Linked DNA regions of Homo sapiens: all the other regions are linked to region 3. The links are chromatin contacts, found by Hi-C or POLR2A ChIA-PET in ENCODE. All regions are on one chromosome and are shown on one strand. Each heading gives the region's core, a stretch centred on a gene start or an enhancer-like site at or near the end of the contact. The rest is flanking DNA. Distances are from core to core; before and after follow the strand shown.

Region 1 (3,821 bases), core at 1,299-3,798, 160 kb after region 3:
AGAGAACACACTCACTATGAGATAGAAGCTCCATTTTCCTTGGTAAGCTGAGGTGCTATGAAGGCTAGACAGAAGAAAAGCATTCAGTCATCTTCACTGTTTACTGCCTCTATTTGGGGGGAAGGCATCATTTCCTCATTCTGATAAAGGGTAGTAAAGAGAACATCTATTCCCAGATGACTCATTGGTTTTTAGCTTTCTTTGTCCCTCCCATGTCTGACCGGCTTTATTCAGGACAAAGTTGGGGAATCAGCTGTAAGGAATTGCCTGGTGCAACTTAGTTCAAAGAAGGAAAGATGTGTGCTCACACACGCACACAAATAAGTGGGAGCTGCTTCGTTCCCTCAGAGTCACAGTCTTATGATTTCCTTTGTGCTTTAATCAGGACCATAAGTAGGGCATGTGACTAGGACAAGGAGGTTACCGTTTGAAGGTGGTAATGGAATAGGGTTACATTTGTTCCATTTCCTATGCTCTTTACATTCACGAGATCATTATCATGAAAACGGATTTGTGCTGTGCCATTTCCTGTTCTTGTTACAATCTTTATCATGACAAGAAGGTACTAGGTTTTAACGCCTGGTGTTACATTTAACTGTTTTTAATAACTGCTATGTAGTATGACTTTTCTTCCCATATTGTGTTGTCTGCACAAAAAGTAAAGGTGATGCAGTCCAGGAATTTGAGTGTTGGTTTACTGAGTGTCTTGAGGCTCTGAAATATCAGGGTAGGGGACACATCTTCTTCTTTCGATATCCCAACCTAACCAACAGAACTTTCACAAGAGGCTCTGACTTGCTACTGCATCTTCCACGTAGATTTCAGATGCCCACTTTTCTTATCCCTGACTCTTTATAGTCCAAATGACACTTCTAGTGACAGTCAGATTGTATAACTTAAGGGGCAAGGCAGTACAGTTTCCAATTATCATCAAAGAATTTCCCCAGCATTACCATGCTGAGACTTCAGGCTGTTGATACGGATTAGATCAAAAATAGAACATGGTATAATAAGAACCTTTGCTTCCTGGCATGGGCTAGAATCAGAATAGCTAATGGTACAACACTTTCAAGCTCTCCTTTCTTTAAAAGTAGGTTTAGTCCTTGTGAAAGCTGCTGAGTTGACAGCTCAGGATACTATGGATAGAAAAATGATAAGCTTTCCCTCCCTGCTTTTCCCAATATACCTTCGGCCTGCCCTGGAGGGAATGTCTCAAGAAGAGAAAGGTTAGTTCTTTTTCCAGGTACTTTTAATCTTTGAATTTGGGAGTAGGAGGATTATCCAAGCTGATTATAAAGAATGTTTCAAGATGGGGCTATGTTTCTCCTAAGAACAAAGCTAAAATTGACAGATCATTTCATTCAGGCAACTACAAAACCACCCAGCTAGAATCAGTTTTGAAATCATGTGTGTCTTCTCATAAGGGACCTCCAGAGCTCTCCAAGTGAGTTTTGCAATGGCTTGTGTGTGGTTGAAGTTTTAAGAACTCAACCTTTTGAGGAAGATAGGGTACAGCATTTGCTTCATAGCTAGTGCTAATGAAGAACCAGTCATTGCTAATGCTGACCCACCTGCATTTCTTCATAGCCACCAAGCTCAGAGCAATGGAGCTGACTAGGAGGAACTAAAGACTTCAGTGATAGGTTGGGGTTGGCAGGGTAGACAAAGTCTCCCAAAACTTGGTGGAATAGAGCTGAGAATTCCACCCCTTCCTTACACAAGCCTTATTCATAAACTTTGGGGTGGGGATCCATTGATGCATTTCAGGGGAGTTATGAAATTCCTGAAATTCTATATAAATTTCATTGTAAGCTAATGAACTATTTTTTTTCTCTCCTGAGGGTGTGCCTTCCTAGCTTTTATCTAATTTTCAAGGAGCTCTATGACGTCCCACTTTTTAAGAGCCACTGCTTTAGATAGTCAAGTCTCTTTCCTCCAGTCCTGGGACCAATTGTCACCCGACCCACTCAGAAGACACTTAGAGAAAAAAAGGCGTTAGATTACTGATAACACTTAAGTTGATTTCTCATTTCCAAAAACTTGACTCCCTCTCATTCAGGCTGTTTTCTTATTTGCTAAATATATTTTTATCTTTGACTTTGAACTTTTTGAAATGACATGTGTATAATGTATTTGATGTCTAGAATAACATCTTATAAAGCAAACTCTTTGACTACATGCATAATCGTGGCTTGTTCATCTGCCAGCACCACCCACCATAAGGAAAGGAAGGGTTCCCTTAATAAGTACTACCTTTTTAAGAAAGTGAAACTAAGAAAAATTTCACCCAACTTATAAAGGATAAAAATCCATTTTTAAATATAGCAATTCTCCTCTCAGAAATAATCTTGAGTGCCAATAAAAACATAACCACATTGCTTGCTCTTATTTAAAAAAAAAAATAGAAAAGAAGCTAAAGAGAACAGCTCCTCCTTTTCCACCGAATATTGTTCTGGGGAGTTCATAAGGTCAGGAACTTGACACTGGTTTCGGGTGGAAGCCAGTCAAGCAGGATTTCTTTGCCCTCTGGACAAATGGTTGGCCTACTTCAGGAATTTTGAGTAATTATTGCTGCTCTCTTCAGCCAGGAGAAATGTACTTTTCACAAAGAGAAGAGCTTGTGGCATTAACTTAATCCCACTGCCTGAGTGCACAAAATCAGTTTTGCTCTGCAGAATTATAGTTCCTAATTTATGAATATGAGAATTATTTCATCTCACCCCTTGGGTCTTTGTGAAAATGAAGCACTCATGGTGTTGCCTAGAGCATGATGTGATGCCCAGCATCATGTACTTCCTGGAGGATATCACTTCATAAATGCAAGGTACTAAGAGGAGCAGATTGCTGTTCCTGGTATGTCCAATGCTGTTTTTCACTAAGAAGTATAGAGGCAGCAGTTTTGTGCCTTCAACCATGCCAGTCAAGAATTTTGAATTTTCACTCTTTCCCATTAGAATTACTCCTAATCATTCCCATAAAGACACATTTGCAGTAGCTGAACTCTGGAGCATCACAGTCAGACATTTGCAATGAGATTATTATGGTATTGTTTTGAAACAAGTAGTTGTATAAACTAAGTGTTTCTATGATCAAGTTCTTGAACAAAATTATCATCTAAATTAATTTGAAGAGGACACGGTTTTGGCAACCACTGGCCACAATTGCCGGTAGCCCTATTTTCATCAGAAAAGCAAAGGTCTCTTCATATTTAACTCCCTCTTAATATCCCTTGGTGGTTTCTATTGTTTTGGAATCATTCTCTACCATACATAACAAGTCCTATGAACCATATGGGATTACCTGTCCAAATTCCCAGGGAACAGGGTAGCTGTGAGTATTTTTGTATGCCCCTATAGCATTGCCATAATGCCACCTCAGATTACTAGAGTAATCCTCACCAAAAACCCTCCAGGCAACTAACATGTCAGGAATTATTCTACTTATAATAGGAGGCCCATTAACACTGAAAAATAATATATTATTTTTTCACATGCACACAAATATATTGATTCAAATGTGTGTACATTTTGATCTAGTATTAACAATCTTGCCTATGTTTTTTTGGTAATCTGAGAGTTTTTGTATTTTTTTTAATTTGAGAGAGGGAGTATTGTGTATTTTTTTTTTTTGAATTACAATCAATCCATAGCATTTAGTTGGTCTTTCAGCCCAAGTGAAACAAACACAACACCAATTCCTAACTTTTACGCAGCCTATGCAAATGACCTTCTATCCAATTAAGCAGGCAGCAAGCCTAGTATTTTAAGTAGAGGTAGTTTCTCAATACTTTTTGACCCATGTTTGTGGATTGCTTTAATGTC
Region 2 (4,047 bases), core at 522-3,021, 210 kb after region 3:
GGGTCTGAGAACTTCTGTTAGATATTCTCCCAAAAAATAAATCTATAAAGAGTGTTTCTTTGGTTAAGTAATTCTGGGGAAGACTGAGTAAAGAAATTACTGCTTTCTGCAAAATTTGGCAAATGTATATTATGAGTTTCTGAGAGAGAGATGTATATAGTAAGCAGCAACTCTCAAACGTGAAACTATTTTGGCAATGGCAAATAATATCTCATGTTTTAAGGAAAGCAGGCTAGAAAATGCTGACATGGAACAAAATTGTACTTGAAGCTTTGTCTAAGTGTTCTGAGTAGATTATACAATGTATCAGTAAATAAACATTTTGATATCATACCCAATCCACACTAGCCTTCCCATTTTATTTACTTCTAGTTGTATACTGATTTACGGTTTATGCTGAGACATCCAGACTTGACACTCGAATGTGAACGTTAATGTCTCTTCTGATGTGCAGTGATGGGCAGTAAAACCAAAGAAAAAGATCCAACTATCACTTAACAGAGGAGGGCAGTCACTGAGCGCTGAAAGCAGTGGCAATAAATCGCAGCTCCATACAAAGTTAGAAAGTGTCCTTTTGTGTTTAAATGGACACATGGTGTTTGAGAAAAGTCACATTATTTTTTCCTCTCAAAGTGTTTACATTTAGAAAAACATGCTTTGTTTTCTCAATGCAAAATCTCAGTTGTTTTCCAACTAGCCCTGTTCCTCCTCACCCCTTCTCAATTTGGAGTCCTGTTTTTCTCCAGTCCTGCGTGTCAGCTCCATTGCCCTTTTTTTGGGTGTGGATCTTATAACGATTCTGGTAGAAGGAGAACTTTAGCAAAAACAGAGTCATGTAGTTTGATACTGCCTGCTTGTTAAATCTTTGCTGTAATAACATTCTGTTCCTACCTGGTTAAGGTATATTGGAATTTGTCACATGAAAGCACAGCTCCATATCAGCAATAGATGACATTAGAAGAAAGCCATTTGAAGTGACACAGAGACTTTAGTTTAATAGCTGTAATTATTGCCACTGATGAGAATAATGGGGAAAGATATTCATATGTCAAGCAACAGATATTGAAAGAGCCTGAGTCAATCATCTTACATAACTATCCTTAAAAAAAATGTATAAGGATGGGAAGAAGATAATAAGCAAAGCATAAGAAAGGAAACGGAGATGTTTTCCCTTAATTATGGTATCCAGAATATGAGGGAAACAGAACAGTTGTATCTTGTGGCAGGAAGACCGCAAATGAAAGGAGCTCTTTCGTCTTTTTAGTCATATATTCCAGGATCAAAATTCAGGGAGAAAGTGTATTCCCACTGTATGGATCTTTTTCCTTCTGTTGACTCTTGTCTTCCCTGACAACCAGGCAGAAAGCACTCTGGCACGGGCGGGTGATACATCCTGCATAATGCAGCCTATCAGTCATGTAGAACACACCCCACGGCGATCACAATTCTGATTCAAGGCGGGATAAAAAGAGTTCAGTGCACAATGTGGTGTTTAGGGAGGTGATCTGGAAGCATTAACCATACAACTTTGGCAGAAACTGCTTTGTGAATGTGTCAGTGATATCTCAAGTACATGAAAAACCAGCTTTACTGTCCCTTGATACAAGATTAATTTTTTTTTATTTCCAGAGCATTTACCATTGTATGGTAGACAAATATTATCCCTGTTTTTCAGCTGCAGAAACTGGAATGCTAAAAGGTTAAGCAACATTTACAAAGTTACACAGTGAGTCATTTCTTGAATCAGGAAATAAACTGGAGGCCATGATTCCCTTTTCCCTGATTTTGCTGGCCCCACGTGTCATTTAACACTATTTACAGAAGTGTTTTTCTTTATTGTCTTGCAGTGAGCTCTGAGAAGATTTTCTAAGACCTAAAAATCATGAAATGTGACATGTTTTAGGGAGCAGTAAAATTCAGTCAATAACATTAATTCGTCCAACCAGTTTTATTAGCACTGAGTGTGTATAGGAGCCAAAACTTTCCAGTCTTAGTTTTAAATCTACCCATGATTTAAAAATATACACATGACATCTCTTTGCCTTCAGTAAAACAGGGGCAATTATTCCTACTATAGATTTCATAAGAAAATTATGTGATTATATTACATGATATGCTTTGGGTTGAATAAGTGGAATTACTGAATACAATTTTTAAAAATGAGCACATCACTCTTCCTTTACTAGTAAAACTTTGGTAAGTTTCTTATAAAAAAGTTTAAAAAATATTATCTAATTTTAGCATGTGTGTTTGTAGTTGTCAAAATATAAAACAGCCCCTTCTGGAGGTATTTTGTTACGACATAGTTAATATATTGTCATAGTCAGCCCTTGTGCCAACCACTTTGGTATTCTTCCTATGGGGGATTAAGCCTGACCAAATAACCAAACTCTATTTCTCCAAATATCCTGGGTGTTGCTCATTAGTTTTTCTACCCTTGATACTATATTTACATCCCATCTCTAGCTATACACCTTTTAAAACTAGGGCTAAAACGTAGTCAGAAATCCCAAATTGAGTTCCTTAGTACAACTGAACTGTGCTTTTTATAGGTTGCTGCTTTTAAAACGACTTTATTAAATGATAAAAACAGCAAGGATGCAAATATAGGAAAGACAGAAAGAATAACAGAAGTCTGGTTTACACACTGCAGATTTCTGATTCAACTACTCCTGAGTAGAACTCTGCCCTGATAAAATCTGCCTTTCTTACTCCAAATGCCGTTTTGAAGAGTATAGTGCAGGCCTTGCATGCCTATTCTATTTCCCTGGACTTTTTACATTCTAGTTTCTAGCCTTGTTCCACATGGGAGATGCCATCAAATGAACCACCCCAGAGGGGCTTCCTCCACAATGTCCTGACACTTTGTCTCCCTTAATAGTTAGTGAAGGCCTCTGGGAGATTTCTGCCTGCCTTGGTTGTGCTAAAGAGAAACAAGGGGGAGTAACGGTCTTTAAATCAGTTAAGGAGAACAGCCAGACTGGAGGACCCCTCACAATGCTAGCACTGGTAGTAAAAGTGTGACAGCCCCACAGAAAGATAAAATTGGGGGAAATGCCAAAGCAGCTGGATTTCGCACCTATCTTACCACAAAGCTTTTTCTTTCATGACTACATTTTGAGTTTCTAGATTTGGTTTTAGTAAAGAAAAAGGTTGCCTTGGTAAGTTGGTTTCAGTATCTTCATTTTACAGATTAAGAGAGACAGAAAAGCTCAGAAAGGTAAACAACTCATTCTCGGTTATATGAGCCTGAATTGGTAAAGCTGGAATTTGGATGCATTTACCTTTAAAGGGCATCCTCTTCTTTCTGTGGCATGAAGTTGTGCTGTCATCCGATAAGTCATGAGCCCCTCTTGGAGCACTGCAGAGTAGTCATATGTGGGCAGGTGGGCGCAGCCACCAACTAACTTCCCAGGACTTCTGAGAAAGCCCCTTTCCTTTGAGATTTATGTTAAGAAATATTGTTAGTGGCACCCTATCAATAGTAAGAAATAATTATTAATACTAACTAAAAAGTCTCTCTAACTAGGAGAAAGATTTTTTAAAAAAGGAATTAAAAATCATCATAAGAAAAGGATATGGTGAGCATAATATATATGGTAATAATATAGTATTTCATTTTTAAAGAAACCCTACATATTAATGTCTTCTAAACTTTCCATCTGATCCTTTCTGAAGATGATGAAAATATCAAATATGAAATATACAATCAATTCTCATAATTTGCAATTGTTACATCCTATAAAATTGCTGCAAATACTAAACCATTCCCCCTAAGGGAAATACAGGGTCAGGTTCTTCTGTGCCTTGTCACAATTTCATTAACTGATGAATACATAACCTTCTTTTATGTGTGTTTCCATTTAAAGACACATTTAGTATTATTGTTGATTCATTAACATTGAACTTAGAGCTGACAGCACTGTAATTTATGGGTGATTGAAGCTTATCTAATACATATATTTTCTCCCTAAGGCACATCACAGCCTTAGGAACTCTAGACAGCACTTCAGCACCGTGCTTGGGGTTCATTTTAAACTGTGAAAC
Region 3 (3,664 bases), core at 171-2,670:
AACAGCCCAATCTATCTTTTTGTCTTCATCTCCTGAAATTCCTTTTCACATATACTGTGCTTCAGCCACAGATACTTGCCATGTCTTGAATATAACATATTCTTTCAAATTGCCTTTTCTTTGCATGAATCCTTCTCCTTTCCTTGGATTTCTGTACTTTTTCTCAACCAGGAAAACTCTCAATCCTTTTCAAAGGTCCAGTGTAACTGCTTATTTGAATTTTTAGTTATTCCCCATATTTCTATAGCACTGAGTATGTACATGTATCTATTATAGTATTCACCACATTGTATTGCTATTGTTTTATGTCTTTGTCTCCCATATTAGATTTTGAGCTCCTCTGGGGCAGACTATGTCTTGTTCATCTGTGTACTTATAATTTTGCCACTGTACCTGGCAGAGAATAGGTGTACCACTTCCCATTGTTTTATGAACAAATGACTAAAAGGAGAGTGAATGAACTTTCATGAAGTGGATGGGAGTAGGAACTGGCCTTGAAGAAAGAGAGATGGAGTTGGCTGCTTTACCTGGGGAATGAAAAGAGGGAGAGACCTGGGCTCACATAACATGTAGTCTGCCTTCAACAGCAAATTCTTTTCTCCAAACAAACAGATACTATCTCACTAAAGTCGAATAAGTGAGACTGCTTCTTTCTTTGCCAGGTACTTACTGACTACTAACTAATTATTTTTCTTCTCCTTCAAGATTGCTAGTAAAGGCCAATTTTAATCTGATATCACATGCCCTTATGCACACAGGATGTGGTAGGGATCCATATATGATGGTGACCTCTGAACCCGAGTCTGTAGAGAAAGCCTTGCATTCAGTACCCAAGTCCATTCATCTTGGCTTCAGGCATATTCTTATAACTCAGAGCTGACTAAGATGGATATGTCTGTAGCTGTGCCTCATCATAGGGTAGAGTATTAATACACAAAATTACTAGGGACTTCCTTATGTGTGTCATCTGTAACAGAATAACAACAGAACAGTGGTACATCCTTTCTTTTTTTTCCTCCTTCTCATGTTTCTTGTCTCCCACACTTTCATCTCTTGTTTATGCTGGCTCGCAGCATTAGATTTTTTATGAAACTTCCTCTGACTAAAGTTAGGGAAATTTGTTTCATCTCAGTCATTTGCTCTTTGTCGAGCTGACCTATTTCATTAAAAAAAATGAGGTTGTGGTAGGATGAGTACTTAGAATGCAGGAAGGGGGCATGCCACCAGTGCCCTAGCAAAGGTTATACAGATAGGGCTGGCTTTAGAGAATTACCTATGAATTGTTTTGGGGCCCCTTTTACTATTCTTTTTTTCTTTCTTAGCACTTCCATTTGCAAACCCACTTCCCTTGTGGTACTTGCTTGTTGCTTCACTGTCCTGCTCAGTCCTGCCTGCCTTTCAGGGTTGCGTGATTCTGATACGTGTCTTCACAATCTTTCTTTATTCAAACCAAAACCTGTCTGTGGACACTAGGAACCCTTTCCCCAGCTTTCCATCCTGTCATAGAACAATTCAAGTAAATGAATTCAAGCTAAGGTTTTTGAGACTGACATAGTTTAATAGATTACTGTTGTTTTATAGTGGCATAAATGCTTTAATAGAGATGTCTCTAGAAATTGGTTCCCAAGCCATAGTAGTAAATTTCTGATAATGGAGATTTCAGGTACCAGATTATGCTGGAGGGTATGGAGAAGAAGTTTGGGAGAGTGATTATTTTTCTTTTGTTTTCTGTCAAATTAATACCATTAAAGTAACTGTCTTTGCAGCCCAAAGGTAGTACCAGACCTGAGTAGAGACTCTTTTTTCACAAGCACAAAATATTAGCACTGATGACTGACTTTGTAGTTACAAAAGTGTTAGAGAATATTAGAATCTGAAAGTGACTCTTTGGCCATTCGTTGACCCTGTTCCAAAAATTTTTCTGGGAAAAAAAGTTTTAGGTGGCATCTGTAAAGCTAAACAAGAACTTTGATTAATATTCTTTCAACTGCCTTTTCAGTTTGTTAGAGTTAGTGTTTTTTACTTTTGTTTTGTTTTAATATAAGGAACTTCTAGTTATAGTTTTACAAATATAGAACACATTTACAAATGTCTTTAAATACCACATAACATATACTCGATAGTCTTAGAACAGAGCCCTCCACCTAGCTAGTCTCTTCTGGATAAGCAGTTCTCAGTCATGTGTAGTGTTGAAAAGGTGTGCTCATTTAATTATTTCCACAGTTGTCAAACCTCTGCCATGGAAAAGAATTTCAACCATTTTGATAAAGCCCCTATAAAACCACAGCTTCTAAATATCCTTAAAAATGGAAAGCCACAGGTATACAAAATATATTTTGCAAAAATATACCAAGTGTTTCTATTGTGGTGTCCAATTCACTTATTCTAGAATAGAAGGAAAGCCTGGTGTGTTGGAAGACAGAGTAAAAAGTCATTAATGTAACAGAGATTGTCTTTTAAGTCCATTTATAAGCCGTCTCTCTTTTTTTAATGAGAATGCCTTTTTGTTCTGTATCCTGATTATGGTAGTGGTTATAAGAATCTATGCATGTTGTAGAACTGAATGCTAAAAGGAAAAAAATGCTCATGTTTTTTGTATGACAACTTTAAAAATAAAATGAAGGGGTTAAAGAATGTCCTTTTCACTTGAAACACTGCTAAAAATGGTGGTTAAATTCCATTGAAAGAAACAACAATAAAAAGGCTTAGTTAATGTGGCAATTGTAGTAGGGTTAATAGTATTATACAAACTAACACTATGAGGAAATACATTTTAAATCACAAATCAGAACTTGGGAAATACACTTTCCCCTGTTCATTGTCAAGAGTGGGAAACGGAAGTATTGTAATTAGCCTTCTGGTGCAAGTGGCAATAAATGCAGTTGCAGTGACTGCAGTGATGGATGTAGGGACTCAGGATCAGAATTTGAAGAGGGTAGACCTAGAGTAATTGTTAGAGCCCCTGCCCTTAGCAGAGCATGTCTTGACTGTTGTGCAGTTAGCAGCTCCTTGTGCCTAGCATTTTTTCTGGAGTAGGTGTTCAATAACTACTGATTAAATTCTGGGGCCTAGGTTCAAATCTTGGCTCTACTTACCAGCTATGTGATCTTGGATATGTTACTTAACCTCTCCATGCCTCATTCCTCTCAGCCCTAAAGGGTTGAAGAACATCTCTCTCATAAGGCTGTTGGGAGAATTAAATGATATTAAGCTTTTAAATCTCTTAGCAAAGTATGGAGCATATAATAAGTGTTCCAATAAATGTGAGATATGATTATTCAGTAACTGTGGGTTGAATGGCAGTATCTCGTAAGGCTTGTGTTGGAGAGGCAGTGTTGAATGACAGTTGCTCCTTTCAGTGCTGGTCTGTTTATTGGGGTCAGGAGTTTTTGTGAAATTAATTTCTTTCGCTGTTCAGCACAGAATACTCAGATGCCTAATATTTTAATATTTGTTTCTTCTCTTCCTTATGTACCTCAAATTCTGGGCTTTTTACCTACGGAATTTTACCCTAAGTGCTGTTGAGTACAAATTACGAGGTACAACAGTTAGATGAATTTTTTATAATATGGGTTACTTTTTCCAAATTGTGATTATTGGATGTGAAAATTGTGATTTTTATAAATTATATTTTAATGATATATGTTTTTTAATAAACATTTTT

Evidence for each region. A loop is a pair of places that touch in the nucleus more often than their neighbours do. ChIA-PET counts read pairs that join two places held with the same protein, here RNA polymerase II (POLR2A). Pooled maps may share reads with other maps.
Region 1: a pooled map shows a loop between it and region 3 (12-fold over the local background). The contact joins two enhancer-like sites. A Hi-C loop is called at or near these places in 1 of 168 maps with a recorded cell type or tissue (natural killer cell) and 7 of 50 pooled maps. POLR2A ChIA-PET finds 5 or more read pairs at or near these places in 1 of 52 experiments (activated naive CD8-positive, alpha-beta T cell).
Region 2: a loop to region 3 is called in a map of PC-3, with 6 times the contacts of the local background. The contact joins two enhancer-like sites. A Hi-C loop is called at or near these places in 1 of 168 maps with a recorded cell type or tissue (PC-3) and 8 of 50 pooled maps. POLR2A ChIA-PET finds 5 or more read pairs at or near these places in 3 of 52 experiments (A673, Caco-2 and PC-9).

What each region holds. Positions count from the first base shown.
Region 1 is chr2:212,955,523-212,959,343 of GRCh38, reverse strand. All of the region lies in intron 2 of LOC102725082 (a long non-coding RNA gene), which reads left to right. Among named protein-coding and RNA genes, the nearest start is that of MIR4776-2, 31 kb to the right of the region's middle. Within about 2 kb of position 2,548, at least 3 of the 41 ENCODE cell types and tissues checked have a DNase peak (open chromatin) inside an H3K27ac peak, as active enhancers do.
Region 2 is chr2:212,910,300-212,914,346 of GRCh38, reverse strand. No RefSeq gene overlaps it. Among named protein-coding and RNA genes, the nearest start is that of MIR4776-1, 14 kb to the left of the region's middle. Within about 2 kb of position 1,771, at least 7 of the 41 ENCODE cell types and tissues checked have a DNase peak (open chromatin) inside an H3K27ac peak, as active enhancers do; they include PC-3, where a contact is called at or near this core.
Region 3 is chr2:213,116,872-213,120,535 of GRCh38, reverse strand. All of the region lies in intron 4 of IKZF2 (IKAROS family zinc finger 2), which reads left to right. Among named protein-coding and RNA genes, the nearest start is that of IKZF2, 33 kb to the left of the region's middle. Within about 2 kb of position 1,420, at least 6 of the 41 ENCODE cell types and tissues checked have a DNase peak (open chromatin) inside an H3K27ac peak, as active enhancers do; they include PC-3, where a contact is called at or near this core.